Regions from separate parts of the Homo sapiens genome. Here region 1 is linked to region 2. The links are chromatin loops, found by intact Hi-C in ENCODE. Cell type or tissue: PC-9. All regions are shown on one strand. Each heading gives the region's core, and the rest is flanking DNA. Links, peaks and the distances in the headings are about the cores only.

Region 1 (15,625 bases), core at 4,428-12,427, 190 kb after region 2:
ATGAAGTCATTATATGCAGAAAGTTGTATCTTTATTTGTAATGGGACCTAAGCCAGAGAATTTCATTTTGAGAGACACTATTTATCACCTCAGGCTAAGACTTAGCTGGATGCTTCTGCTAAATGTCAGTGATTCAATTCATATTCCAAAAGAGGTTTTATTCAGTCACTATATTGGATTTGTTTTCAAAGCCATACTTCTACTTGCAAGCTAAGTTTTTGTCTGGTTGGTTGGTTGGTCGATTGCTTACAAAGGGAACAACATAGAGAATACTTCAATGTTAAAATATTTTAGGACTAATCATAGAAATGTGATTTGAAAGGCTGAGATAAAACATCCAAAAGAAATACATCTTATTTATGGGTCTGAGCCCTTAAATTCTCACTGCGATTTGCAAAAGTTATTGAGCAAGGAGGTTTAAATAATTTTTAAGTGTGTTTTTAAAAAAAAGTCTGTGCTACTAGAAAGAAAAAGAAAACAACTGTTCTTGCTATCATACATTACATGGTTAAAGGGGCACCTCCCTTAACTGACTGGAGGAAGTTAGCTGTTGGTTTCAAAATCACTCTTTCCAGAAAAGCAGGGTGTGTGACTCAGATTTCCACCCGAAGGTGGTCCTTGAGAGAAGGTCTTAGATGTTTAGAAGAGGTTATGTTACATTCTTTGGTATCACTTATTATTTCCTTCAGGCAAACCACATGTCAGAGGACTTCAATCTGAAAATGACGTGAGTTACATGGGTTCCTTCCTCTTCGTTTTTTAAAGGTCCTCTTGTCTTTCTGTTTTCATGTGTGCTCTTCACTGGCAGCTTTCTATAAACAAATGCACTTATCAGAATAAAAGAGTCATTTCACTTCTCTAGGGAGAGATTTTTATATCCATCTTTTGAAGAGATGAGATGAAACGTAGTTTGAAATTGAATGTATACAAATTAGTGTATAGATCTCCACATTTTAAAAGACCCTGAGTGGTCAAAATGATGAAACAAATGAGAAAGAAAAATAAGAGGACAAGAACTAACATTAATTGGAAACCCAGTGTGTATCTCACAACCTTATAGGTATTTTGCACACAGCATTTAATTTGATCCTCCTATTAAGGATTAAATAGACATTTTATCTCCATGTTATTGATGAGGCAACTGAAGTGTGGACATATGAAAATAACTTCTACCAAATTATGCATGTTATATAAATAGATAGACCAGTAGAGGAAATAAAAACAAAAACTCAGGATCTGTGATTCCTATACTACTACTCCAGGAACACAGGCATAGCATTGAGTGCTAAAGAGTCTAAAAATGGCTGACAAAATGGAAAACCTCCAAAGTCCTAGAATATGGATGTTTAAAAATCTTTATTTCTAAAAATAGTCTCAAAGTTTATGTTCCAATAAGAGTTTGGCATCTATAAAAGACAAATTTAGTTAGAAAAGTATGCCATTGACCCTCAAGGAGACGTTTTTCTCTAGAAGGATTTTGTATTATGGTTCTCTAGAAGGACAGACCTAATAGAATATATGTATATATGAAATGGAGTTTATTAAGGAGAATTGACTCAGACAATCACAAGGTAAATGCCCACGATAGGCCATCTGCATGTTGAGGAGCAAGGAAGCCCAGTGGTGGATCAGTCCAAGTCCCCAAATCTCAAAAGCCAGGAAGCCGACAGTGCAGCCTTTAAGTCTCTGGTGAAAGGCCTGAGAGCCCCTGGCAAGCAGCTGGTGTAAGTCCAAGAGTCCAAAAGCTGGAGAACTTGGAGTCTGATGTTCGAGGGCAGGAGGTATCCAGCACAGGAGAAAGATGAAGGCCGGACGACTCGGCAAGTCTGTTCTTCCATCTTCTCCTGTCTCCTTTATTCTGGCTGCACTGGCAGCTGATTAGATGGTGCCCACCCATACTGAGGGTGAGTGTGCCTCTCCCAGTCCACTGACACAAATGTTAATCTCCTTTGGCAACACCGTCACAGACACACCCAGGAACAGTTCTTTTCATCCTTCAATCTAATCAAGTTGACACTGAATATTAACCATCACAGATTTTATACATACTTAGGGTCAAGTGTTAAGCATTTTGTTTCAACTATAAGATATATGCTTGGAAATTAGTTTGGCTGACACTGGAATTTAGGTATTATATTAAGCTCAGAGCCTTTTGGATTGTAACCCATTTGGCATTATATCATGTTTTATAATTATGTGTTTTTTTTCTCCTCCCCAGAACCACAGTTTCCTATTAGACAAGAAGTGACAGGTTACCGTAATCCAGGTAGGAGTTGCCTGTCAATATGATATTTTTTCAATAGCATTTACTGAAACATACAAGATTTAGGTATGCCCTAATTGTTGTGGGATTTTCAAAATGTGTCATATTCTATGGGAATCAAGCCGTTTAATTCATTAATTCATTAAATTAATATTTATTTATTAAATGCTTAAGTGACCTAGAGTTGTAGAAGGCACTAAAGATATAATGGCAAACAAATGCAGTTTATTGGGGGAGACAGTAACTAATAAGCAATAATTGTAAAGCTGCAATTGTTTTAAGTGCTAAAGTATATGGTACTCTGAGGTAGCATAATAGGAAAATTAATGCATGCAGGAAGATTGGGAAAGGGAAATGATCTGAAGTCTGTAGGATGAATAGGAGTAAATTGGGACTAAAGGGGAGGAAAGAGGGTTCGGTCCTCTGAATATCCTGGCTGGGTGATGGTGATGCTGAGGGAAGAAGCCAAGGAGCACACTGAGCTGGGGTGTGCTCATGGGTAAACATGGTAAACAAGGTCAGGCCAGGACTAGGGACGGGGAGGAGATTGTGAGATGTTAGGAGGAAAATTAAAGGATTTCAAAGCTGAGGGAGGATAGGGAATCAGAAAAGGACAGGAGTAACACAATCAGATTTGTGTGGAAAAGATTGCAAAGATTTTTCTAGGTGTAGTGGGGCAAATGCATGAGCAGGGATAAGGATGGATGACAGTGGGTCGATCACTTATGAGCCATTTACAGCAGTCCAGTCCTAGGGGTACTTGTAACCTGTTTCAGGTGGTAGTGAGGATGGAGGTGTAGATAGGAGAACAGAGTGGAGAGATGTGTCTGAATTTTTTATGAACAGACATTGGTGATGAATTACATATGGAAAGATGGGAAGGGAAGAAGACTTGTTTAGGATGACTCTGGTTTCTTATTCTCTATGTTCCTCATTTTTTTTTTTCAAAATGAACCAAACAGGGTTGAGAGTGAAGGAAGATGCTGGGTCCAGTTTTGTACATATTGGGATTAAGGTACCTTACAGATATCTAAATAATGATGTCCTATATACTTTGACATCAGTCCATGGTCCTTAAGCCTCATGCTGTAATCTATTTGTCTTCTAATTGTATTTGTATTTTATCAAATACATAAACATTCCTAATTAACTTAGCAAAATAATTACCTTCAGTTTGTGTGACTTAAACCTTATGCTTCCCAAGTGAAGGCATTGCTTCTTAAATGTTTCCCCCAAAACAATTTAACTTAAGGAAGTGAGCAAATTCTATTATTAAGAAATACAGATTGCAGATGACAGCTATAATGTAATCCAAGCAGATCAGAGGTCTCAAAGCCATGAAACTTGGTTATATTAATAGGAAAGCAAACTGCATTTTCCCTTGTATTAGGATGAGTCTTTATTCTAATTAGGGGAAGTTATCTAAAATCCACATATTTGTTTCCTTTATCTATTTCTTCTATACAAACCTTCTGTGAAAAGCAACAAAGTGGCAGCACAATTCTCTAGCATTTTTACTCCTGTAGGTTTTGATTAACTGTAATTAAGTAAAGGCAATTATTCAAAGGGAAATAAATTTTCTCATTGTTAACTCTATTAAACAAGAAGTCATTTGCTGCTGAGTGTGGTGGATGTAAAGAGACTTAATTACCCCTTTTTCTTTTATCCTTTTTCCTAAAGGAATAAAAGAAGCTTCATATTATTTTCTGAGTCTTGACTCTAGTACACATCTGCCTCCCTTGAGCTGAAGGTTCACAATTTTTTGTTGTAATCCTTTGCGTCTGGAGATACGCCTGTGAACTAGGGGTACAATAATAGCCTGGGTTTTCTACCTGTGAGCCATGGTAGGCAGATCCAGAAATAAGAGCTAATAGTTTATCTGGAAAAACACCTTTGGGAAATTTCAGGTAATCACAAACCACTGTGCAAAACAAAATTAATGCATATTTGGTTAGACTAATGCAGATGTATCTAACTGCATTTAGGCAATTCTGCACATATTAAAATTATTTCACTTCCCAGAAGGAAAGTAAATTTAGGGATGGAGAGTATTTGGGTTGCAAATGGAAAAACTAGATAAAATCACTTTTTATAAAAAGGTTGAGAAAAAAGAATAAATAGGCTTCTATGTTCAGGAGGAAAGTTTGAGAAGTGGGGGAGACAAAGTTTGTGTTGCTGTGAGAGACTTCTTGTCAGATACCGTGCTTGAATTTCCTTGAAATCTGCACATGTAGTCAAATCTACTGTTCTTAATAATGTATACAAATACATCCAGCATTTACAAGATACATCATTAAGAATGCAGTAAATAAATGCAACACTTTCAGCCTCAATATGATATAGGGTCAAGAAGATAAGGGAAGACTATAGAATTGAGTTGAAACATGAAAGATGGATAAACCTTCTAAGAAAGCACCTTAAAACTGGCTGCACAGTGGAGTTATTTAACTGATTAAAAAATCCAATGACTGCAAAGGGTCCCATTGCCAGAAATAATGGTTTGATTAATTCGGGATGGAACCTGAGAATCAGTATTTTTTAAAGGTCCCAGATGATTCTAATGTGTAGTCTAGCTTGAGAATCACTTATATCAGAGATGGTTATCACTAACTATAAACTATTGGTAAAACAAATCAAACATACTTTGTATGTGTATTGAGTGTATTGCTAAAGCTTTCTGGATGTAGAAGGGCTACACAGACATTTTATTCTCATGAATGAAAATGGCTAGCATGTTTGAAAATGAATTAGACAAAGAGTTATTATTTTGTTTTTAATTTCTACTATATAGTAGTCTTAAAAATTAAACCTGTGATGTTAGTATTTGTAGTATTTGTATTTTAGAAATAAAAGGTGAAATATAGAGGACAGAGATAAGACAAAGAACCTACCTAATTTCCAGAGTTTCAAACCTATAACTTGGTGCAAAAGTAATTGCGGTCTTTGCCATTGAAAGTAATAGCAATACTGTAATCACTTTTGCACCAGCCTAATAGAAGATGGTTTGGGATTCAAACCCTATCTCCCTGATGCTTACGGACAGTCTTTCAGGGTTTCCTATAGGGTTATGCTCCTGCCCCTGGCAGGTGCTCATTGGCTTACTATCCTTTTCTCAAAATAACAGTATTTTTCTAGAGAGAAAAGAAATAAAAGTCAAGAGAAAAATGGAAAGAGTAACAAGCTTGGGAAGAATGTTAATACTATTATATTTGTACGTTATATGTTTCACATTTCCGCAGCATATTTTCTTCATTGTTGCTAAGGGAAAGAGAGCAACTGCAATCTTCTATGATGCCAGGAATAGGCTTCATAGATGAAAAGCACGTTTATGAGAAACTTTAAGATAAACTGAATTTAAGGCCTCTTCCATGTGAGTTCTCTTACTTAACATCTTAGCTCCTCAACTTAAATAGAAGGCACATAAATTACTGATGTTCCCACACACTGACTAAAAGCTGGATAGGATTTGGGTTTGAGTATCAGAAGAATTGAGTTCCCTTCTGCCTCGCAATCTGAATCCAGTTCATTCAAACCATGCTTTACAAGAATGAGTTTCTTATTCTTATAAAAATATTTGCAATGAAAATTAATTAGTTTACAACCATATTTAAAACCTTGAAAAATACTGTTTTTGCATGATATCATTATTAATTATTGTATTGCAGCACCCAGCGTGATACCATGCTTATGCAGATACTTTACAAATATTACTTGATGGTTTGATGATTTTGTATGATTAAAAAACACACAAAAAGTTGGCTTTCATTACATGGAATTTAAGGACATATAAGAGTTTGCAAGTAAAAGGTATATATTCTTGCCATTTTTAATTGCTTAACTTTTATAAAACATAGTTTATGCTCTTTTCTAAGCTTTTTAATACTATGCAGAATCGACAGACAAGCTTAAATTACAGTCATATTCAATTACTAGCAGAATATACAATAAGAATACTCATAACATCATAATTGCTAAAACTTATTGATAACATAGTATGTTAGTCACTATACTAATTGCATAGATTCTCTTAAATGCTACAACTACGAATGAGTAGGTAGTAGTATCATTTATACTTTCCCAATGCGGAAAAGGAAACTTAAAGGCATATTTAAGGTCACAAATCTAATTAAGTAGCAGAGCTTGAACTCAAACTCAAAGTTAATCTAGGGGGGTTGAATTTAAGGGAGTTATCATTAAATACATCAATACAAAAAAAATTCCAATATTCTCTCTCTAAGGTTGCATAACTCCCTGTGGCTTCCATAGGCTATTTGGAAACAAATGTGAATATACATGGTTTCTTTCTGTCTATTCTTTGGCTAGTTAGAGGTTTCAGCAGTTCTTACCTGCTTATACAAAAGGCAGACAGATACAATTACAAGGGCGGTTTGAAATAAGTCCAGAATCTTCCTACCCACTGACCATGCAGAATCCAAACCCTTAATATGCATAATGAAGGCATTACTTCACTTTACTTTGTAATTTCTCCTAAAACGCACACAAACCATTACCTCATTCAAAATGGCTTGGATTGAAATAGCTGATTTAAACTGATGTTTAAATCTTAGAACGAAGCCAGGCTGCTGTCTGTGTAAGAGGCTGCACTGCCTTATTACTGTTTTATTTTGATTATATCAGCAAGTGAGAATCAATAGGTCAGACAGGACCTGTGAATTGATGTTTATTCATATGCATGCCTTCCAGCTGAATGTGATTAGAAATGATAGTGTCATTATGTAAGTGCTAATAGTACCTAAAATGTTTGAATGCTCACTACGTACTGAGCACTAGTGTACATGCTCTACATGGATTACTTCAAAACAACCCTATGGGCAGGGACGGTTATTGACCCCATTTTACAGGTGAGGTTAATATCACTTTGCCCAAGGGTCGGCACCTAGCAATTGGCAGTGCCATGCAGGCATTTTTACTTCAGAGTTAGCTCTAAACATCTAAATAGTCTTGGCATGAAATTCTATTATTATTGGAGGTCAAAGGGCATGACTACATTGTAAGCAGTACAATGGAATTGTTTTGGAACCTGAAGTCTCAGCTTCAATTTCTAGTGCACCATTTATCAATCGGTGTCCTTGGGCTAATTACCTCATTTGCTAGTGGAAGATAATAGCATTACCTACCTCACAGGTTGGTATGAGGTGGATAAATTAATTCATATGAAACATTTTAGCATAATGACTAAAAAATAATAAGTACTCAGTTATTATTATGTGAGTTACCTAACTGGCTCCATGAGTTGATTCAGGCTCTAAAAATAGGCAACAGATGCATTAGGCAGCTTTGATTGCTTTCTGTAACTTGACATAGCAGCTTTACGTTACTCAATGATTTAGTACAATTTAACATTTGTAGAGCTCCTTTCTCACAAAGATAATTGATCTCACCAATCATCAGCCAACTTGTGAACTGGCTCAGAATGAGAAAACCCATAAATTTCAGATGCAGAAACAGGCAAGCAGTGAAAATTCTTGCCTCAGGACACACTTGAATTCAAGGAGATTTGAGGATTAGCACCAAGGCATGTTATCTAACCAGAGAAAACACATCTCTTCTGAAAGTTCCTGATAGCCTGAGGACTCAAGGAATCAGACACCCAATGACTCCAGAGAGAAGGAAATGACACCTGAGAAAGAAAATGACACCTGAGAAAGAAAATCTGGCTAGTCTTAGATCTTGACACAGACTCTTGTTTGATGCTGGATATGTTCCAACTACATTAAAGTTCTCTACACTAGACTTGCTCAATTGTCTTGGCAGACTCTGCCATAGATGAGACATCAAGTAATCCATGCTGAGTAGAGAGAAGAAAAACAGTAACTGTAACAGACTAGGTTTCATTAACCCAAGGGTTCTAAGAAAAAAAAAAAACGTTGTAGAAAGCTTCCTTTTTGTGGCAATCTAACAAATTTTAGAAGAGAACTTTTTTATTAACTTATTTTTTGCCAACTGCATTATAATATGTAAGCTGACAGCTATATTTTTATAAAAATAAATTCGTATGTGCATTTTTATGGTACATGGGCTTCAATGGCAAGATGCTTCATTAGGCTGCTAATCTTATCCATCTCACTGGGTCTAGCCTCCCTCCCATCTCCCACCTCCCCTAGATCTATACGCACCTCCTTCTTTACTCCCCCAACTAAAAACACTTGTTAATATCACTTCACTGGGAACTGAAACAATGAGTTCAGTTTCATGAGTTAGCTGAGATAAATGTGGTGGGAAAATTTTTCTTTCTAAGTAATTTAAAGATATAGATACATTCACATATATATTCTTTGATTTATTTTGAAAGAAGTTAGAAAATAGGAGATCATCAAATATATAAACTTAATAGTTCAGTTTTCACTTAAAAAGTTAAAAAAAAAAAAGAAAAAGCCATTTTGTAGTAATCAAGACATTTTTGAGGATAGGACTTGGGCAGAGAGAGTACAGTGGTATTCTATAATCTGTGGTTTCTCTTTCTGTAGTTTCAGTTACCCATGGTTAGTTGCGGGTTTAAAAGTAGGTGAGTATATTACAAAAAGATATTTTCAGAAAGAGTGAGAGAAACCACATTCACATCACCCTTACTGCAGTATATTAATTGTTCCATTTTATGATTAGCTATTGTTATTCATCTCTGTGTCTAATTTATAAAAGAAACTTTATCATAGGTATATATGGGTAGGAAAACACATAGTATATGTAGGGTTTAGTACTAACCATGGGTTTAGGCTCTCAGAACCTATCCTCCATATAGGGGGATTACTGCATGCTACATGCTTGGATGGGATTTCCAATCTCATTTTCTAGTTTAACTCTAACCTTTCTGTCGCATTAGGGTGGAATGTTCTTCTCTAAAACACATGAAGTAAATGAATGCTTGGTAAAGATGTTCATGTTTAATTATAACTGGAAGTCAGACCTGTCTTAGGCAACATAATGATCAAGGTGAAGTTCATCCCTGCTGGCTTCCCATCTACTTCTGCCAGAGCCACTTCTTCCTTCTGACCCTCCCTTTGTCTTCCTGCCATCCCTGATTCTTGTCAAGGGGATAAAGTGTCGGGCAAAGCAAGCTTAAGGGTTTTGCCTTTCAAAGGAGATTTCTTCAAATTTAGAAAATGAAAACATTTTTCAGGAGGGGACCACTAAACCATGAAACTATATAGCTTGGGCATCAGCAATTTAAGTTTGAAATAAAACAGTGTTTAAATTTCAGTTTTGACACTTCTGGGTTTTATAACCATGGGTAAATGACTTCAATCTCTTTTGAATTCTTTGTCTGAAAAGAAATAGGAATAGCAATAGTAGCTATCTCTGTTGAGAGTTGAGAATACGGGGAAACTAGGTATGATGCCTATTTAACCCATAACAAAACGTCAATAGTCAGTAAGGCTGATAATTTGCAGAAAGAGTATCTGACTTGTACCCCTTTAAATAATAACATTTGGGACCACAAAAGTCACTTGCTGGTGAGACTGCCCACCATACCAGTTATAGATTGTCATAACTTCAAGGAATCTTAGAGGTCAGCCACTTCAAGGTACTTAGAAAAAGGTACCTGGCTTATCAGCCAGATAAACCAATTTTTCCACGGCCACATAGGAGTTGAGAGATTGAGTCATGTCTCTAACAGGAACTTCTTACTGCAGTTCTAATTTTTTTCACTTGTAGTTCTAATTCTGTTCACTTCACTGAGAATTCTTGAGTGTATAGGGAGCTGATGATGACAACTTTCATTTTGAAGTAAAGTATTCGTAATCCTTAAAATGTGTATTTTGCTTAAGATTTAATGTTAAGACTCAAATTCTCCATTTCATTTAAACATTTATTGGTTTGGTGTTCACTGAGCATCATTTTTGTTAATTTCAAAATAGTATCATTCATGAGAAACAAAATAAGTTTATGAAATTACTCCCTTTTCTAAACCTAAATTTTGTTGAAGAGCAGAGATGAGGTCCAATTCTACAGACACAGACCCATACACACACCCTCCAACCCCCTACACACAATGTAACACATGAATATTCCAACTCTAGAAAGCATGCTGTTGCAAGTTGCTATTTGAGTTCAGGAAAGAAAGAAATTAATATATGTTTTTGTAGTTATTGTTTTCGTGCATTCTGAAGCACATTTTGAAGTCCAAATAAAAGATATCTGTTGAGTGGATCCAACCTTTAGAAAATAGGTTCGCAAACTTTTTCTATAAAGGGGCAGTTATAAATATTTTAGGCTTTGTATAAGTCAAGAGACAAAATTTTAAAAATCATCTAGGTACTTACATAATTAGAGAAAATCAATTTTTATTATTTTTATTGGCAAAATTTAAAATATAATAAGGACACCATATTTTTGAAATACATTTTTATTACTGAGAAAAAAATGAATTATTTTATGAAGGATAACATTTTTTGTAACTGAGATTCAAAATAATATTTCTTATCCCCAAATTGATTGTGAGCATTTATCTATTAAAAACCATTCTCAGCTCACAGACCCTTCAAAAACAGCCTGGAGAAGAATGATAAAGCGATGAACCAAAGTTAGTTCACCAAGGGAAATGAATGTTATCAAGAAGATCAATGATTGACTCTGGAAAAAAATTCAGAAAAAGAAAATTTTTACAAAAAGAGAGGGCAAAGAAGACACAGAATTAACATATAATAAGATAGCTTCAATAAATTGCACACAAGAAATTCAAGGACTAAATTGCACTAAGTCACAGATTACAACATAATTTCTGAATCTTGCCTTTTATTATAGTTCCTTTCTTTTTAAAATATATATCCTTTATCACATTCAAATATTTTCCTTCAATCCAGGATTAAGAGTGATAAAGTTTCTGGAAGTGAATGTTGCAGAATCAAGCTGGAAAAAGAATGTCATCTTAGTTAATATTTGGGGCAGAGTGAATTATAAGAAAATACTACTGTCTTTGAACTTTATACGGAAGCTTGTGTGTGGAGAGGATGAAAATATGTAATTCCAAATTATGCCTGTTTGGCATAAGGATTATTCTGAGCTGAAGACAATTGAGAGAAAGAAGTTCTCTGCTCTGCTCCTATTTGTCTACCAGCAAAGCACAAATTCCCATTGTGATGGTGTCCCTTCTCCTTCCCCTGACCAGAAAAAGGAGAAAAACCGTTCTTACCACTGAGATTAGTCTGTGTAAACAAACCTTACTAAATAACTCCTATATACCATTAGTTTCCCTCATGTATTTTCCTTCCCATGGTTTATCACCCTTGGAAGCCTAAAACCATCTTAAAAAAAATCTAGTCACTTCTCTACACTCACCACCCTTTGTTAAAGATATAACTCCTCAAGTCTAATTGCTTCTTCAGGCTTTCACTTCTTTTCTCTGGAACTACATTGCATATGAAATTTAAAATAAAATGTCTATGACTCTTCTCCTGTTAATCTGTATTTTGCCAGTTTAATTCACAAGTTCCAGTTACTAAACCTAAGAAATTAGAGGGAAAACTTTTGCTCTCCTATATGTCCTTGCAAGTAATAAACAAAATATAGCAGATTCAAATATAATACCTATAGAAACCTCTTTCACTATTGTAATTTGAGGACTGAGGGTAAGGGGCAATTGTTGCATGATTCAGGCCAAATCTTCAAGAGGTAACCACAGAACACCACAATTTTGCCATTTATTGAAAATTCTAGTCTCTTGGTTGTCTGCACTTTCCTTTCTTAGCTTTATTTTCTATATACCATTTTTTTGTTAATCTGAGCAACAAACATTTTTTATTTCCCCAACCCTGTAATTTTAAGAAAACTCTTTCTAACAAAAGCCTCATTAAGATAGGATGCCTCCAAACATCTACACATCATATTTTTCTTTCGGTAAAAATGTGTTGTGATGTGAACAGGACTTGAATTTTATTGCCAAGTAAAGCTGGCTGTGAATCCAGGATCCATCATGAATCTGTTGAGTGACTTTGGACAAATTTTCCAATGCTTTTCCAATCTGAAAAAGAAAAGAAAATCTGATGTAAAGTCTTAATTCCCTAGGTTATTATAATTAAATAAGATAATGTGCATAATAAATGACATGTACATTTGTATATATACACACACGTATATAATAAATTTGTAAGGCAATTTTGAAAATGAGACTATGCCTTTTTATCTTTTAAAATGCATATAATGTGATATAAATTATAATATTTAAAAATATATATATTCAGAAATCAAATACTAAAAATGAAGTTGTCCTGATAGAGGACTATATCAGGCATTTGCCTAAGGATATTCTAAGAATTTATTTGTCCATTTACTCTATTACATTGGAAATGCTACAAGTCTAAGAACCTCTGCTTCAACCAGATTTTTTCCTCCTAAAAGGAAAACTGGTGATCTCAGGTGGCATGTATAAAGTTTTATATTAAAAGGAAATGTCATATATTCTCACTAGCTCTATTATTCCATTACACAATATCATTATAGAATTGCTATCTTAGTCCAATTTGGCTGCTATAAAAATACCATAATTGGGAAACTTATAAATCACAGAAATGTATTTCTCTCAGTTCTGGAGACTTGGAAGTTTAAGATCAAGGCATAGGCAGATTCAGTGTCTGATGAGGGCCCTCTTTATGGTTCACAGATGATACCCTCTCACTATATCCTCACCTGGTAGAAGGGACAAAAGGTCTCTCCAGGGCATCTTTTATAACGGCACTGACCCCATTCCTGAGTGTTCTGCCTTCATGATATAATGGCCTCTCAAAGGCCCCACCTCCTAAAACCATCACATTGATTATTTGTTTTCAACATATAAATTTTGGGACAGCATAGACATTCAGACCATAGCATTTAGTGAAAAAGGGAGAACAGTCACCCAGATGGTCATTCTTAACAGACCACCATTCTAATTTTTTATGTGGGTGCTGGTTTAAAAGGGAGTGGGTATATAGGAAACTCCATAGTAAATTTGAATACGCAATTCTGGTTTCCATTTTTTTTTTATTTCACAGCTGGTGCTGGCCTTACATAATCTTTATTGCTAAATAATTACTTTGCAAATTGAAAATAACATTGACCACCTCCTAACGCCTTCAGAAATTTTTTGGATTATAGATATGGTGATAAAGATCAGAGATATTATATAAATTCTAAGTATCAACATTATAAAAGATGAAATTTTATTCTCTCCTTTCAACCAGCTATTTTCTGCACTTTAAAAAATAGGTATATTTACATTGCTAACTACCAAGCAAACTCCTTTCCAATTCAGCATTTCTCGTTTCTTACTATTTCTTTGTTGGGTGTCTGTTCTTATTTCAATAAAACAATTAAACAAAGTTCCATTCCCTCTAGGCACTGATAAGATTTTGCCCAATTACTGAGATATTTCTCTTTAAAACCTTAAATTCACTTACGTGGAGTGATTATTTTATGAGCTCTATTAAATCTAAAAGGACATCCTCATCCTAAGTGTCTAGTAGTATTAGCAAGGGTTGGCAAACTATTCAGGAGATAATTGACTCTACAGTTTATTCTGTCCCAACAAATGTAGGTACACAACAAATGTGTGACAGTTTATTCTGTCGTAACAATGTAGGTATGCATTGAAGGTGTAGGCTTGGTTGTGGCGGGAGTGAGGGATCTCTGTGCATTTCCTGGTTCCTTGAAAATAACTTGAAGTCATTAAGACAATATAAGAGGTACAACAGAGAGAAAAGTGTATTTCCTTTTTGATGCAGGGCTATGCATCTTAGAGCTCTTTGTACCCTGTGCTTTTGTTCCACTTTCCCCTTCTGTCCAAAATGCTCTCAGCTCATTTCCCCTCTTAGCCAAGATTGCTTGGCTAGAGCAAATAAAAGGGAAATCAGGAAAAACTGTAGAAAGCTTTCTCAGTCTTCTTCTACCTCCACCCCTGATTTTTGCTTCTGTCCTTCATGATTCTCTATCATGACAAGTATCTGTGCAATTGCATAATGACTGCTTCATGTGAGTCCATAAAATCAGACATTCCTTTATTCAGCACATCGTTATTAAGTGCCTGCTATGTGAAGTAATCAGCAAAATCTGGACTTTCCAACGATATTAACCATGTGTTTTCATAGGCACAAAAGACTACTGACCACTGTAAATGAGACCAGCACCTAGGGTTGATGTCCAGTGGTTAGGATTGACTGACAGTGTGGGGCCATCAACAATTTTTTGCCCCATCACCTCATGCATTCAGAATGGTTTGTTGACCACAGAGAAGTATCTGTTAAACTTTTCTCCCCATTGTGCAAAACTTAGTGACCCATGCAAATATCAAATCATCAATGCTTGATATAGGATCTAATCAATTGATACAACTAGCCCAGATACCTTTATATATTATATGTTAATCTCTCTAATAATCTGAAGCACTCATCTTCCATTTAGACTGACTTATCTCCCATTCTCTTTTTCCTCTGCCTCTTCTCCTTATTAAATATATTTACATGAAAATAGAGTTTGGATCCCTTGTGATCTTAGCTTTGCTTTTGACAGAATTACTCTCTTGTGAAACAATAATACTCTCCTAATGAGTTGATATGATGTCAAAGACATTATCTAAAACAATTGAAATTCAACAAATGGAAAAATATTGATTTGAGGAAGTGCTCTGGAGAATTCCAGATGTTGGGTTCATAAATTGAGAAGTCATTTTATCTTTTCCAAAAATTCAATGCACTTGCTTTTCCATGTTATGCTATTTAGACTAAGGTAGTAGCAGCAAAACTTAAAAATCAAATGCTAAAATAAATATAGAATTGCTTAAGCACTGATTTCAAGCATGTCACAACACTTTTTTGCACTTCAGAGGCTGAGCTTAGCAAAATAATTGTGGTATGCATTACATTCTGTTATCATAATTTTACTCAGTTATTTTCATGGGGAAAATGGGAATTACTAAAAATCTACTTCGATGACTAATGTGCAGGCTTTCCCTGAATTATCACTCTTAAGCACATTTTCTTAGAAGCACATATTCCCCAACTATTGTAACATGAAAGGTAGACATTTAGTAGAAAAACAAGACAGGAAAAGAAATAATGCCTTATTTTATTTATTCCACTGGAACAGGGAGCCATTTAAATATACGAATGTAAAGCATCTCTTCAGAGCCTGCTATTGGTAATTGTTTCTGTCTTTAAGTGATGGGCTATTTAAAGTGCAACAGTCATGCACTCACCAGTCTAACTTATATTGCAAGATATTATAAATATATTAGTCTCATAGAATACAAAATTTACAATCAAAACCCCTTGAGGTTTTAGTGAAGAAAGAGAGAGAGGGGATGGTGACAACAGCCCAAGGTAAGGGTGCAAAATTACCTCCTGCAGTTGCTCTAATGGATTCAAGGCAGTA
Region 2 (15,625 bases), core at 3,296-11,295:
TTCACTGTCATTTATTTCTGCTCTGATCTTTATTATTTCTTCTCTTCTACTAATTTTTGGTATGGTTTTTCTTGCTATTCTAGTTCTTAAGATGCATTGTTAGGCTATTTTTTGAATTATTTTTCTTCTTTGATGAAAGCACATATAGCTATAAACTTCCCTGTTAGTACTGCCTTCATAGTATCTCACAGGTTCTGGTATGTTGTGCTTCCACTATCACTTGTTTCAAGAATTTTTTCAATTTCATTCTTAATGTCTTTGTTGAGCCACTGGTCATTCAGGAGCATATTGCTTAATTTCCATATGTCTGCATAGTTTCCAAAATTCTTCTTATTATTGATTTCTAGTTTTATTCCATTGTGTTCAGATAAGATGCTTAATATTATTTCAGTTTTTTTGAACATTTAAGACTTGTTATATAACTTAATGTGTGGTTTGTCTTTGACAGTGATCCATATGCTGAGAAGAATGTGTATTATGTAGTATTTGGATGAAATGTTCTGTAAATATCTATTAGATACTTTTCATGTATAGTGCAGATTAACAGATTAAGACGAATCTTTCTTTGTTTATTTTCTGTTTGGATGATTTGTCCAATGCTGAAAGTGGGATGTTGAAGTCTCCAGCTCTTATTGTATTGGGTCTTATCTCTCTGTGTAGATCTGATAATATTTGCTTTGTATAACTGGTGCTCCAGTATTGGGTGCATATACATCTAATATATTTGTTATATAATATAATTGTTATATCATCCTGATGAGTTGACTAATTTATCATTATATAATGACTTTTTTTGTCTCTTCTTTTCATTTTTGTCTTCAAATCTATTTTGTCTGATTTAAGTATAGCTACTCCTGCTCTTCTTTGGTTTCTGTTGACAAGGAATGTCTTTTTCCATTTCTTTATTTTCAGTCTGTGTGTCTTCATAGGTGAAATGTGTTTCTTTTAGGCAACATATCACTGGGTCTTTGTTTTTAATCCATTCAGTCACTCTATGTCTGATAGAAGAGTTGAGTCCATTTGCATTCAATGTTATTATTGATAACTAAGAAATTGACATTTTGTTTTTTGTTCTCTAGTTGTATTGTAGTCTTCACCTTCATTAAAAAAACAGGAAGAAAAGAAGGAATAGATTTTCTCTGGTGGTAGGGTTTAATTTCTCACTTTTTCTTTTTTGTGTATGTGTTGTGTATTTTTTGGTTTGAGTTTATCATGAGTTGCAAATACTATCTTACAACTCATTTTAAAATGAAGACAACTTAACACTGATTGCATAAACAGACAAACAAGCAAAAATGAAACTATTACAAATTTACCCTTTCACTTTGTTCCCTCCTGCTTCTTAACTTTTTGTTGTTTCTATTTATATCTTACACTAATGTCTACGTATTGGAAAGTTGCTGTAGTTATTATTTTTTATTGATTTACCTTTTAGTCTTTCTGCTTAAGATAAGAGTGATTTAGACACCACAGTTACAGTATTATAACAATTTGTGTTATTCTGGGTACATACTAATTACCAGTGAGTTCTTTATACCTTCAGGTGATTTCTTATTGCTCGTTAACATCCTTTTTTTCTGATTAAAGAAGCTCCCTTTAGCATTTCTTGTAGAATAGTTCTGATGTTGGTGAAATTTCTTAGCTTTTGTTTATCTGGGAACATCTTTATTTCTCCATCATGTTTGAAGGATATTTTCACTGGATATACAATTCTAGGGTAAAAGTTTTTTTCTTCAGCACTTTAAATATCTCATGCCACTCTGGCCTGTGAAGTTTCCACTGAAAAGTCTGCTGCCAGAAGTATTGGAGCTCCATTGTTTGTTATTTGATTCTTTTCTCTCACTACTTTTGAATGTTTTCTTTATTCTTGTCCCTTGGGTTATTTATTTATTTATTTATTTATTTATTATTATTATACTTTAAGTTTTAGGGTACATGTGCACAATGTGCAGGTTAGTTACATATGTGTACGTGTGCCATGCTGGTGTGCTGCACCCACTAACTTGTCATCTAGCATTAGGTATATCTCCCAATGCTATCCCTCCCCACTCCCCCCACCCCACAACAGTCCCCAGAGTGTGATGTTCCCCTTCCTGTGTCCATGTGTTCTCATTGTTCAATTCCCACCTATGAGTGAGAATATGCGGTGTTTGGTTTTCTGTTCCTGCGATAGTTTACTGAGAATGATGATTTCCAATTTCATCCATGTCCCTACAAAGGACATGAACTCATCATTTTTTATGGCTGCATAGTATTCCATGGTGTATATGTGCCACATTTTCTTAATCCAGTCTATCATTGTTGGACATTTGGGTTGGTTCCAAGTCTTTGCTATTGTGAATAATGCCGCAGTAAACATATGTGCGCATGTGTCTTTAAAGCAGCATGATTTATAGTCCTTTGGGTATATACCCAGTAATGGGATGGCTGGGTCAAATGGTATTTCTAGTTCTAGATCCCTGAGGAATCGCCACACTGACTTCCACAATGGTTGAACTAGTTTACAGTCCCACCAACAGTGTAAAAGTGTTCCTATTTCTCCACATCCTCTCCAGCACTTGTTGTTTCCTGACTTTTTAATGATCCCCATTCTAACTGGTGTGAGATGGTATCTCATTGTGGTTTTGATTTGCATTTCTCTGATGGCCAGTGATGGTGAGCGTTTTTTCATGTGTTTTTTGGCTGCATAAATGTCTTCTTTTGAGAAGTGTCTGTTCGTGTCCTTTGCCCACTTTTTGATGGGGTTGTTTGTTATTTTCTTGTAAATTTGTTTGAGTTCACAGCTGAATTCTACCAGAGGTACAAGGAGGAACTGGTACCATTCCTTCTGAAACTATTCCAATCAATAGAAAAAGAGGGAATCCTCCCTAACTCATTTTATGAAGCCAGCATCATCCTGATACCAGAGCCGGGCAGAGACACAACCAAAAAAGAGAATTTTAGACCAATATCCTTGATGAACATTGATGCAAAAATCCTCAATAAAATACTGGCAAACCGAATCCAGCAGCACATCAAAAAGCTTATCCACCATGATCAAGTGGGCTTCATCCCTGGGATGCAAGGCTGGTTCAATATACGCAAATCAATAAATGTAATCCAGCATATAAACAGAACCAAAGACAAAAACCACATGATTATCTCAATAGATGCAGAAAAGACCTTTGACAAAATTCAACAACGCCTTCATGCTAAAAACTCTCAATAAATTAGGTATTGATGGGACATATTTCAAAATAGTAAGAGCTATCTATGACAAACCCACAGCCAATATCATACTGAATGGGCAAAAACTGGAAGCATTCCCTTTGAAAACTGGCACAAGACAGGGATGACCTCTCTCACCACTCCTATTCAACATAGTGTTGGAAGTTCTGGCCAGGGTAATTAGGCTGGAGAAGGAAATAAAGGGTATTCAATTGGGAAAAGAGGAAGTCAAATTGTCCCTGTTTGCAGATGACATGATTGTATATCTAGAAAACCCCATTGTCTCAGCCCAAAATCTCCTTAAGCTGATAAGCAACTTCAGCAAAGTCTCAGGATACAAAATCAATGTACAAAAATCATAAGCATTCTTATACACCAACAACAGACAAACAGAGAGCCAAATCATGACTGAACTCCCATTCACAATTGCTTCAAAGAGAATAAAATACCTAGGAATCCAACTTACAAGGGATGTGAAGGACCTCTTCAAGGAGAACTACAAACCACTGCTCAATGAAATAAAAGAGGATACAAACAAATGGAAGAATATTCCATGCTCATGGGTAGGAAGAATCAATATCGTGAAAATGGCCATACTGCCCAAGGTAATTTACAGATTCAATGCCATCCCCATCAAGCTACCAATGCCTTTCTTCACAGAATTGGAAAAAACTACTTTAAAGTTCATATGGAACCAAAAAAGAGCCCGCATCGCCAAGTCAATTTTAAGCCAAAAGAACAAAGCCAGAGGCATCATGCTACCTGACTTCAAACTATACTACAAGGCTACAGTAACCAAAACAGCATGGTACTGGTACCAAAACAGAGCTATAGATCAATGGAACAGAACAGAGCCCTCAGAAATAACACCACATATCTACAACTATCTGATCTTTGACAAACCTGAGAAAAACAAGCAATGGGGAAAGGATTCCTTATTTAATAAATGGTGCTGGGAAAACTGGCTAGCCATATGTAGAAAGCTGAAACTGGATCCCTTCCTTACACCTTATACAAAAATCAATTCAAGATGGATTAAAGACTTAAACGTTAGACCTAAAACCATAAAAACCCTAGAAGAAAACCTAGGCATTACCATTCAGGACATAGGCATGGGCAAGGACTTCATGTCTAAAACACCAAAAGCAAGGGCAACAAAAGCCAAAATTGACAAATGGGATCTAATTAAACTAAAGAGCTTCTGCACAGCAAAAGAAACTACCATCAGAGTGAACAGGCAACCTACAAAATGGGAGAAAATTTTCGCAACCTACTCATCTGACAAAGGGTCCCTTGGGTTTTGATTATTAAACGCCTTGAAGTAGTCTTCTTTGGGTTAAATCTTCTTGGTGTTCTATAACCTTCTTGTGCTTGAATATTGATATCTTTCCATAGGTTTGGGAAGGTCTCTGTTACTTTCACTTTGAATAAACTTTCTACCCTTGTCTCTTTCTATACCTCTTCTCTAAGGCCAATAACTCATAGATTTGCCCATTTGAGACTAAATATAGATACTGTGGACGGGCTTCATTCTTTTTGTTCTTTTTTCTATTGTCTCCTTTGACTGTGTTTTCAAATAGCCTGTCTTTAAGCTCTAATTCTTCTGCTTCAACAGTTTTGCCAATTAGACACTCTGAGGCATTCTTCAGTATGTCAATTGCATTTTCAACTCTAGAATTTCTGCTTGATTCTTTTTAATTATTTCAATCTCCTCATTAAATATATCTGACAGAATTCTAAATTCCTTCCCTGTGTTATCTTGAATTTCTTTGAGTTTCCTCAAAACAGCTATTTTTGAGTTCTCCGTCTGAAAGAGTACATATCTCTGTTTCTCCAGAAATGGTCCCTGGCACCTTATTTATTCTGTGTGGTGAGGTCATGATTTGTTGGACGGTCTTGATGCTTATAGATATTTGTTCGTTTCTGGGAATTAAGGTAGTCTTTTCAGTCTGGGCTTGTCTGTACTTCTCCTTCTCAGGAAGGCATTCTTGCTATTCAAAGGGACTTGGTTGTTGTGATCTGAGTTATATCTGCATTGGTTACCACCCCAAGCCCAGTAATGCTGTGGTTCTTGCAGGCTCGTAGACATAGCACCTTGGTGTTCTTGGATGAGATCCAAAACATTTCTCTGGATTACCAGAGAGAGACTCTTGTTTTTTTACCCTTAATTTCTCCCAAGCAAATGGAGTCTCTCTTTCTGTACTGAGCTGCATGTAGCTGGGGTTGCGGTGACACTTACACCCTGTGTCTACCACCACTGAGACTGGGTCAGACCTGAAGCCAGCACAGCACTGGGTGTTGCCCATGGTCTGGTGTAACCACTACTTGGCTACCACTTACGTTTGCTCAAGGCCCTAGGGTTCTTCAGTCAGCAGGTGGTAAGGACAGTCGTGCTTGTTTTCTTCCCTTTAGGGTGGTGAGTTGCCTTAGGCCCCAGGTAGGTCCAGAGATGATATCCAGGAGCTAGGGACTAGAGCAAAAAAAACTTTAGAATTCTACCTGGTGTTCTATTGTACTGTGGTTGAGCTGCCTCTTAAACCACAAGATACAGCCCTTTCCACAGTCTGAGGGGCCTCTCTCCAGTCCACCACCACCACAGATCCATTGGGGTTACTGCCAGTCTACTGCTGATGTTCCTTTAAGGCCTAAGGGCTCTTCAGTCAGCTGGTGGTGAATGCTGCCAGGCCTGGGACTCACTGTTCATGGCAATGGGCTCCCCTCTGGCCCAGGGCATGTCCAGAAATGCTGTCCAAGAGCCAAGGCCTGAAATCAGGGACCCCAGGAACCCACTTGGTGCTTTACCCCACTGAGGCCAAGCTGGTACCTGAAGCCAGCACATCTGAGTCTCACCCAAGGCCTACGGCATAGTACTTGGGTATTACTTCTGGTTCTTCAGAGCTCAAGGGCTCCTTAGTCAGCAGGTGGTGAATCCTGCCAGGACTGGGTTTTTCCCTTCAAGGCAATGGGTTCCCTTCTGGCCCAGGGTATGTCTAGATGTGTCATCTGGGAGCTATGGCCTGTAATCAGGGCCCTACAACTATGCCCAGTGCTCTTTCCTACTCTGGTTGAGATGGTATCAAAGATGCAAGACAAAGTCCTTTTTATTCTTCCCTCTCCTCTTCTCAAGCCAAAAGAATGAGTCACTTTTGTTGCTGCAATTTGTGCTGTCTGGAGTTGTAGGAGGGGTGATGCAAGCACTTTCTTAGCTGCCCTGGCTGGTGTTTCATGTCCACCAGCTCTGCGTTCAGCACAGCACTCGGACTTGCCTAGGAATTGTAAGATTTCTTTTCAAATTTATTGAGGACCCCAAAGCACTTCAGCCTGTGATGGCAAGACTTGCCAAAACTCGAGTTCTGACCCTCTGGCTAGGGCTGGTCTAGATGCTTCCTCCATGGGTGGGTGTCAGCTGATTTTAGCTGGGTTTTGCTTTCTGCTGTGACAGGGCAGCACTTAGTTGAATGCAAAGTCCCAGAGTTGCTGTGCTGTCCCTCCCCCAAGGACACAGATTCTGTCTATATACCATGTGGTCACTGCCAGGGCATAGAGGAAGTGTGCCATCTGTAATTCAAGACTGTCTTTCCTGCCCTCCTCAGTGCCTCCTTCACTGATATGAAGTTAAAACAAGGTACTGTGATTGCTCACTTGATCTTTGGTTCTTATGAAGGTGCTTTTTTGTGTAGATAGTTGTTAAATTGGTGTTCCTGTGGGAGGGATGATAGATAGGTCAAGTGTTCTATGTGGCTATCTTGCTTTGCCCTCTCCTACAATTTCTTATTCATCTATTTTCCTCTGTTAGCTCTTATCTGCTTGAACTAACTAGAATGAATTTTTAGTAGTTCATTTCTGGTGCTATAACAACAACAACAACAACAACAACAACAACAAACAAGCAAACAAAAAACAGAAACTGGTTAGCTTATAAATAACAGAAATTTATTTCTAACATTTACGGAGGCTGAGAAGTCCAAGATCAAGGTGTTAGCTAATTCAGGATGTGGTGAGAGCCCACTTTTTGGTTCACAGAAGGTGCCTTCTCATGGCATCCTCACATGGTGGAAGTGACAAATGAGATTTTAAAAATCTCTTTATAAGGGCACTAACCCCATTAATGAGAGCACCATCCATCATCATGACCAAATTACCTCTGAAAGGCCCTACCTGTTAATACCATCAACTTGGGGGTATGACTTCAACATATAAATTTTAGGGGACACAAACATTCAGACTTTAGCAGAATTCTGTTGTCTACCTACAGGTGAAATTTGAGTTACACAATAATTGCTTCATCAAGTGGTTGCCGGTAATCAATATTCAAAGAAATCTTAATATTTGGTTGACTATGTGGCAAGGTCTAATTATCATTAACAGATAGGATTTGTTTCCATGACAACCAGTGGTAAAACATTTAAATTATGTCTTGTGATAATGCTAGAATGAAGTCCTATTAAAGACAAAGCTGTCTAAACTGAGTGACTGCTGTGATAGTCCATTAACGGTAGTTCAAGCATAAAAAGACTGTGTGGGTGGAATGGCTACTTCAGACTGTACTGCAGAGCTTTGAATGCATCAAAATATGACCAGGGAACCCAGATATTTCTATGATTGCCTTAAGATGATGTCTTATCTCTTATATCAGCAGAGTTGAAGAAGTCCGAATTCAGAAGTCTAAATTTCTGATTTCTAGGTTTTATATAAAGGAGCCCAAGATGGCCTCTGTATATTGGCCATATGTTGTTTACTTCTTTATAACAGGCTGAAGTCTGTTAACTCAAAAGTTTGACACCACTAAACTCTAACTCATATATATCCAGTTGTTTTAAACATACCCCCAATGTGCAGAGTTTTAGCCATTTAGAGCCTCTTGGCTTTCCATATTCGATGAAAATGTACCAAACACTTACTAGGCAGAGATAAGATAAACTCTATAGATATAAAAGACTCCAATTCTAACCTTTGGAAGTGTTGGACTCCCCAGAGATTTACTGTAGGACTGCTGAACATTGCCTAAAACACAAGCCTCCTATCTGATCTCTCTCTTTCTCCTGGGAGTTCTCTTGCCCTTGTCTCACTATGAACAGTGGTCCCTGTGCTGTATCTCTTGGATATTCTTATGCTCTGAGGTCTTTCTCTCTACCCCAAAACCTGTTAAAGTGTTGCCCAGATAATGCTTATCTTAAGCTCACAGTGTGCTACTGTCACCTCATTGTCTTTTTTTTTTTTTTTTTTTTTTTTTGGAATCAGTCCCCACATTCATCACACTTACTGTACCAGGGTAGTTGAATTATACTGCAGATCACATTCATAACTACATTACTTCTCTTGAGTAAAAATTAATTTACTTCTTGAAAATGAGAAGGATCTGGAAAGTTAATCAATGGTTTTGGTTAATTGGACAAATATGAATTCCCTGAATCTCCTGTCAATCTACCTCCTATGCCAGCAGAAGAAACCTCTCCTTCTCACTCATGTGTCTAGTTTTTTTGCATCCAGTAAATTCCTCACTTGAAACAATTATCTTGCAAGAGAATTCAAATTCTTCTCATTTCAATATGTCTACTTCCATTTTTTACCTCAAGGCCTATAAATTATGTCAGGTTTCAATATAACCTAGGGAGTCATTTACAAAATAAACCAGGTTCCATACCAAAAATAATTACAACATTTTGCTAATATAGCAAGAAAAAATCTGGAGAATTTATGAAAATGGCCTCTGAGATTATAGACAATGATGGGAAGGATATCATATTTGGATAGGCTTTTTGCTTGTTATTGTTAATATGGGCGTATACAGCTAGAGCTTATTTAACTCAAAATTCTTGATTTAGAGTTCTAGTTTGAGAAAATAAGAGTGCTGCTAAATGTTTTCTCAGTGGATTGATTAAAACTTCGGCTCCGTATTGGCCTACGATGAATGAAACTGAGATACCAGTGCACTCGTCTGTTCATTGTAGCACTTGTCACAATAGCAAAGACATGGAATACACATAGGTCTCTATCAACAGTGGATTGGATAAAGAAAATGGGGTACATATATAACATGGAATACTAGACAACCATAAAAAAGAACAAAATCAAGTCCTTTATAGCATCGTGGATGTGGTTGGAGGTCATCATCTAAACAAAATTAATGCAGGAAGAGAAAACCAAATACTGCAAGTTCTTATTTACAAGTGGGAGCTAAACATTGGGCACTCATGGACATAAAGATGGCAACAGTAGACACTGGAAACTACTAGAGGAGGGAGGGAAGGAAGGGTCACAGATTGAAAAGTAAACTACTGGGTACTATGATCAGTCCTTGGGTGGGATCATTTGTACCCCAGACCTCAGCATCACACAATATGTCCATGTAACAAATCTGTATATGTACTCCCTGATTCTAAAATCAAAGCTGAAATTATTAAAAAATTTATTAAAAAAAGAAAAGAAATAGAGATGTCAGAATTTCCTTAGTATAATGTAGAAACTTGGGGAAATAGGATGGCTGAAGTAAATTATCTCTGAGAGGCAATCGACTCAGTCACCCTGTAGTTCTGTTTCTGAAAGGTCCTAGTTTATAGTCCCTTCCCCACAGAACTGATAAATAAATTAGTATAGATAAATACGTTAGTAGAAACCCTGTAGTGCCTGTTCTCTGTAGACCAAGGATAAAGAAGAGAAATAATGACACTGAAACAGACTGTCTGATTTCAATGGGGTTATAGAATCCCTTCGTAACAGAGGCAAAGTAGCAGCACTTAATGAAAAGGGAGAAGATTATAATAGTTACTCTAACAGGCAGCAGAGCCAAAGTGGTAATAGAAGTACTTTGATCTGCAGTTATTTTTGGCAATAACTAATTGATCATTACATTTCTAGAACTGAAATAGATGAACACTTCATTAATTCCCTACTTGATCTGTATTAACAGAAAGGATAAAAATTTATCTATGTTAGAAAGGTCAAAGTGGAAGACTTTGCAACTGGAGAAATTGTCAGAAATACAGGTCTATCATAATTTATGAACAGGGAATTTCTTAGGCCACATGGACAGGAACTCAGAGTCAGTTATAATCTTGGTGACAAAAAGATTTTGGGAGAAGACTCATGAATGGATCTCTTGAAATAATGCCGGAATGAGAGATTATTTGCTTTTCGTGTAAATGGTCATCTAATGATATCCTCTTCTGAGCAGACTCTTAGTCAGGTAGATCACATGATCACGCTGTGGATGTCTGTTTCTTTCTTCAACTCTCCCAGTTCGTGACCATTGAGCTCATAAACAAAGTGGGGATAATGGTGGAGACTCAAGATTTCTCCTCACTGAAGTTTTTGCCTGGCTTCTTACATTGTAGTGTGCCAAATAAGTCATTAACAGGGAAGAATGGTGAACCCTTGTGTAACATCATATTACATGAGACAAATCAGCCACCTGGGAATAAGTGAACCCATTTCATTATGTAAGTAGAAATTTTTAAGCTAAAACTGACTTATGTTCTGAAAATAGATGAAGCTACTGAATAAATCTATTGAATACCATAAAATATTCAATAAATAACTACATGAGAATAATTCATATTATCCCCACAAATTTAATGAGCATTATTGTATGAGTCTAAGCCATCTGTTTATTTTATGTCAGATAAAGTTCTAAGAACTAGAGTAAATGCAAATTGAAAGTTTCTCAAAGCATTAAAAAGTACTTGCTGAGAACTTTCCTTTTATTATTCTTAACAAAGGTGAGTATCTGTAATGTCAGAATAGTGTGGGTTATGCTGCCATAAAACACAACTTCAAATCTCAGTGCCTTAAAAGAATAAAGGTTGATTTCTTACCCGTGTTCCTTAACAATTGCACATTGCCAGGTACTTATCATGCATTCTCAGGTATACTGGCTAATTGGACAGCCAACATAATGAGTATTGCCTTTTCTAGCAGAGGGAAAAGACTGCTCTGGAGAGTCTCACTATAGCCCAGAAGTGACATACTTCAGTTTTACTCACACCTCATTTGCCAGACTAGTTACATGGTCCAAAACAACCATAAATAATCAAGAAGTGAAATCCTGTGATGAATTTGGAGTACGGAGGACTGAAACTATGTTGCTGACTCCAAAATACCTATCCAGGAGTTATGTCAAGCTTTTCTCAAGACATTAATATTCTGGGATGATATTTGATAGTTAGCTTTTAATTTTAAGAACTGACAAATTGCTTTATATTCTTCTAAGGATTTTCTTGGAGCTATGCTGCCTTTGCTTAATGTTCCATTTTGTTTTACCATTTTCTTCATTTTCCTTTTCTTCCTTTGTCTTGGGCAGGCATTCCAAGAATAAAAATTCAGATTGAGAGCAAAGGTTGACATAGGCTGACGATTCAGAGTGAAAGTACAGGCAAGGGAAGTGTTTTCATCGGGAAAAGGTCGAAGGCTTAAAGATGATTCGGCAATGTACTTTGTTGGATGATGAAGAGCATTACATAAAATTTAATTCTATTATAACTATCTTGAAGTACTTAAAGAATAATGAATTAGAAGATGTGGTAATAGAGTGACTGTGGAGGAAAATGTGGCCTCCAGTATCCACTTAGTAATAGTTCAAAGATGTGGATATTAAAACCTGGTTTCATAGGTTGCATTAAGAAATGCTACCCAGGCCACCTCACTTATTTCAAAGGGTTATGGATCTCTTTGCTTCCATCTGACATCCAGATGGACAGGATGAGGTGGAAAATGATGATTATTTTATAGTCTGCCTCCTGGGTTGTAGGGGTGGAGATGGAGTCTTATGAAATAAAATCCTGTCATAGATGCTGGAATGCCTAGATATCATAAATCAGGTGGACTAGTGGCATTTTACCAAAATATAACTTCATTAATAATAACTTCCTAATAAAATTATTGTTTAAAAAAGTCCTCAACTTAATCCAGACTTAACTGTTACTTATCAAGGATTTGTTATGTGCATAGCACAATGATCATACACATTTTAGCTTGAGCTAAAGTTCTCTAGAAACTTTATCAAATCTAAGAATTTCATAGAAATTCTATAATTGTGATCAACATATTGGGGAATTGCATTTACTGAATAAGTTTGTCAAAGATAAAGATGAGATGTATGCTTTCTCTACCAAGAAAAGAACAATAGGGATTTAAAAGAGAAATGAAAAGCTATACATGGGATAGGTTTGAAGTAAATGTTATAACTTACCCAAGAGATCTTAAAAGCAGTAGATTCCCAACTGCTAAAATAGGTTATTTTCCTTTAAATATGTACACCAAATGGAATCTTGAAGCCTAAACCCTCACATGACTCAGTCATAAGGTTTTGGACTTACGTAGTCTTATCTGAGGAACTCAGAGTGCATCCGCTTCATTAATGCTTGCTCACAATATTCTTAAGAACCACGAAGGGGGAAATCAAATTATCAATTCAAAGACAGAGAAACAGACCAGAGGAATCAGTGACATGCCCAAGATAAAAAACAAAAACGAAACCAAAAACAACCCACCACCTAAACTGGAAATAGAAGTAAATTCTGTCTTCCCAGCAATCTTGCCCTATCCCACATTGTCTATACAGTTCCCAAGTGACTCACTCTGTTGATAAACTGAAATATGCTGAACTCTATATAATTATGCTACCTAAGCACAATTTAATGAGTGTGTAATAAAGCCCTTCCAGAGATATGAGGGAGGAATCGTTATTATTTTTAGCAAATTACCAAGCAGCAACTCAAAAAGAATCTAACTCTAAATGCCATGCTTTGAAGTTAATACTGCGAATTCTGTAGTACAGTTTTCACTTTTTCTTTCCCAAATGATAACTGATATGAGAAGGAAAGAGTTGCCAAAACACAATCTGTAAGCCGATTAAAACAACAGTTCCAATGAAAAAAATCTGAAATGAAAATGGAATGGTGAAAGTCAAAGTAATGCCCAAGCCAATAAATAAAAATGACTTTTAATTAGTATTTCTTATGGTATACACTGAATATTGTACTCTTTATGAGGTCAGAAAATCAGTATCCCTTGCTAAACTCTGAATTGACTTTATATAAGCTATCCGTTTGATAATGAGAACTGGAATTATTTGAACTTTCACCCACATTAAGCCACAGAAATAAGCACAGTGAGTGGCCTGACATTCCTTGTGGAGCGGCCTGATCATCAGCTAATATGTGTGGACACATTTGGATAGATTTTACATTATCAGTAATTTGCGATTATGCAGTCAGGTGAATTACAGTTAAAGGTGTATGAAATTCCATCACTCAATAGTGGTTTTTGTTCAATGACAAAAGTCATAGAACTTGTAATGACTTATAGGGAATCTATCCAGAAATGAGCCATTTGTCATCCCAAATGCAAAATCCAAGCTTCAGCTCATATCAGATGTAAAATGATGTATGAATAAATATTTTATGATTATTACAACACTAAAAACTAGGAGTTGGTAAGTGCTTCAGAGTGTTGGTGACACCTCTAGGCCTGTATACATAAGCCTAAATTAGTAAACTTTAAGCTTAATGAATAAACTTTAAGTCTTAATCAGTAAATTTTATACATTTATAAAAAGATGAAAAATTATCCATACCCTTTTAGTGGCAGTAAAATGTATGAAAGGAAACATGGTGAAACAAAGAATACAGAAATAGAACACAGAAAACCTAAATTCTAGTTGTGCTGAATTGCAATGTAATTTTGGATTTTAATTATCTTAGATATTTTCTTCGTCTATTAAATGGTGATAACCACCAACAAAACTGTAAGAATAAATGTATAAAAGACTATGCAAACATAAAACATGATTATGTTAATAAAATTCAGATACACTAATTGGAACATTAGTGTATCCTATGAACATGATTATTTAGGTTAACATTTACTTTGCATTACAATTACATTACTTTACCTAGTTTCAAAAACATTCTCTCAAAGAAATAATTTCCAATAGTTGATACATTTATATTCATATATCTCCAAAGACACTGTCTAAAAGGTATGTTTGTGGATTAGTTAGTTGTACTTGCCTATATTTTCCATATGGGACTGTGATATTGTTATATAATTTTTGTATGCTAATAAGATAACGAAAGGCTGGGGCTCCTGGGTAACCTCAGACTGAGAGTTGGTTGCCAGGGGAACCAATCCTGTGATTAGAGGTTTAGGAATTTTAACCCAATTCCTGGACTTTCAGGGTCAGGAGAGAGGCTGAAAGTTGAGTCAATCACCGATGGCCAATGGCCAATGATTTAATCCATCATGCTTATGTAATGACGCCTCCACAATAACCCGAAAGAACAGAGGGTGGAGAGATTTCTGATTCCTGAACACGTGGAGGGTGGCATGGTCCAACAGAGTGTGTAAATTCCCAGCCTCTCCCCACATATATTGCCCAATACATTCTTCCTTCTGACTGTTCCTGAGTTGCCTCTTCCATCTGACTGTTCCTTTTATAATAAAAGGATAATAGTAAGTAAAGTGCTTTTCTGAGTTCTGTGAACTGCTCTAGCAAATTATGAAACAGAGAAGGGCTTTGTGGGAACCCTGATATGTAACTAGGTTGGACAGAAGTTGTGAATAACCAGGAACCTGCTACTTATGACTGACACCTGGAGTCGGGGTAGTCTTGTGGAATTTCATCTATGCATTTCATCTTACAGTACTATGGGAATTTGGGATGGGTGTTTAGTAAATTGTTCACAATAAGTATTTTCAAATTTTCAATTATAAATAAAAGTTTCTGATTGATGAAGCACGAGTATGTAGTCATGTGATTTATGGGTCATGTCACTTATTCATATATCTGGAAGTGACTGATTTATTCATCCCAGGAGTTGTTTCCAAGTCATGCAACTGCTTTGTGAACACAACTGACTTAGAATCTCAGAAGATGATGAATGGTTCATGCACTTGATTTATAAGATGCATTACTGACTTATAATTCCTCCAGCTGAGGCAGAAGTCAGTGCTTTATACTTGGGTATAAACATTCATTTTATTAATAAAATAAGACTGATTTATTTTACTTATTTGTGTACGTGGACTTTAAATTTTAGCCATAGTTATGCTCTAAATCCATGTGATTCTCAAACAAGCTTAAGGTACAGATTGTATAATTACAGTGTAGTTTATGGAAACTTCTATTGCATGTTGTACCACATTTTTTCAGCACATGCTATGACCAAGATGAATTATTTGCTTATTTTTTTTCCCTTTTAGGGCTAAATACACAAGTCTTTACTTGCTTTGCCTGTTACCTCCTATTCTCTATTCTTTTTTAAAAATGCATATAACCACAGCTGGGACTTCGGGAGCTTAGCTGCCACTTCAGAATCCAAAGGCTGGCTTCACGGTGGCCTTGTGGACATTATTACTACTGTTGGATTGTCTCATGAGGGAGATGATACCAGTCCCTTAGAGACATATGGTTAGAAAC

What was found. A loop is a pair of places that touch in the nucleus more often than their neighbours do. Peaks named below come from ENCODE experiments on the same cell type or tissue, not always from the same donor. Only the 100,000 strongest peaks of a DNase experiment are listed, where the experiment ranks them.
Region 1: it touches region 2 in a loop (2.1-fold over the local background); 2 of 110 quality-filtered maps call a loop at or near these places.

What each region holds. Positions count from the first base shown.
Region 1 is chr3:106,176,283-106,191,907 of GRCh38, forward strand. LOC105374027 (a long non-coding RNA gene) reads left to right here and starts at 565. Exons shown (of 3, transcript XR_924311.3): 1 at 565-727; 2 at 2,219-2,266. It overlaps LOC107986110 (a long non-coding RNA gene), which reads right to left and starts at 14,986. Exons shown (of 2, transcript XR_001740838.3): 1 at 12,908-14,986; 2 at 10,613-12,242. RefSeq lists enhancers at 750-849, 8,124-8,173. In PC-9, for the core only: no CTCF peak of the experiment used is centred there; a DNase peak (open chromatin) is centred at 7,939; H3K27ac peaks cover 1,192 bases.
Region 2 is chr3:105,991,725-106,007,349 of GRCh38, forward strand. LOC124909403 (a long non-coding RNA gene) reads left to right here and starts at 6,748. Exons shown (of 2, transcript XR_007095991.1): 1 at 6,748-6,832; 2 at 10,542-14,947. In PC-9, for the core only: no CTCF peak of the experiment used is centred there; DNase peaks (open chromatin) are centred at 6,337 and 6,707; H3K4me3 peaks cover 899 bases; H3K27ac peaks cover 2,049 bases.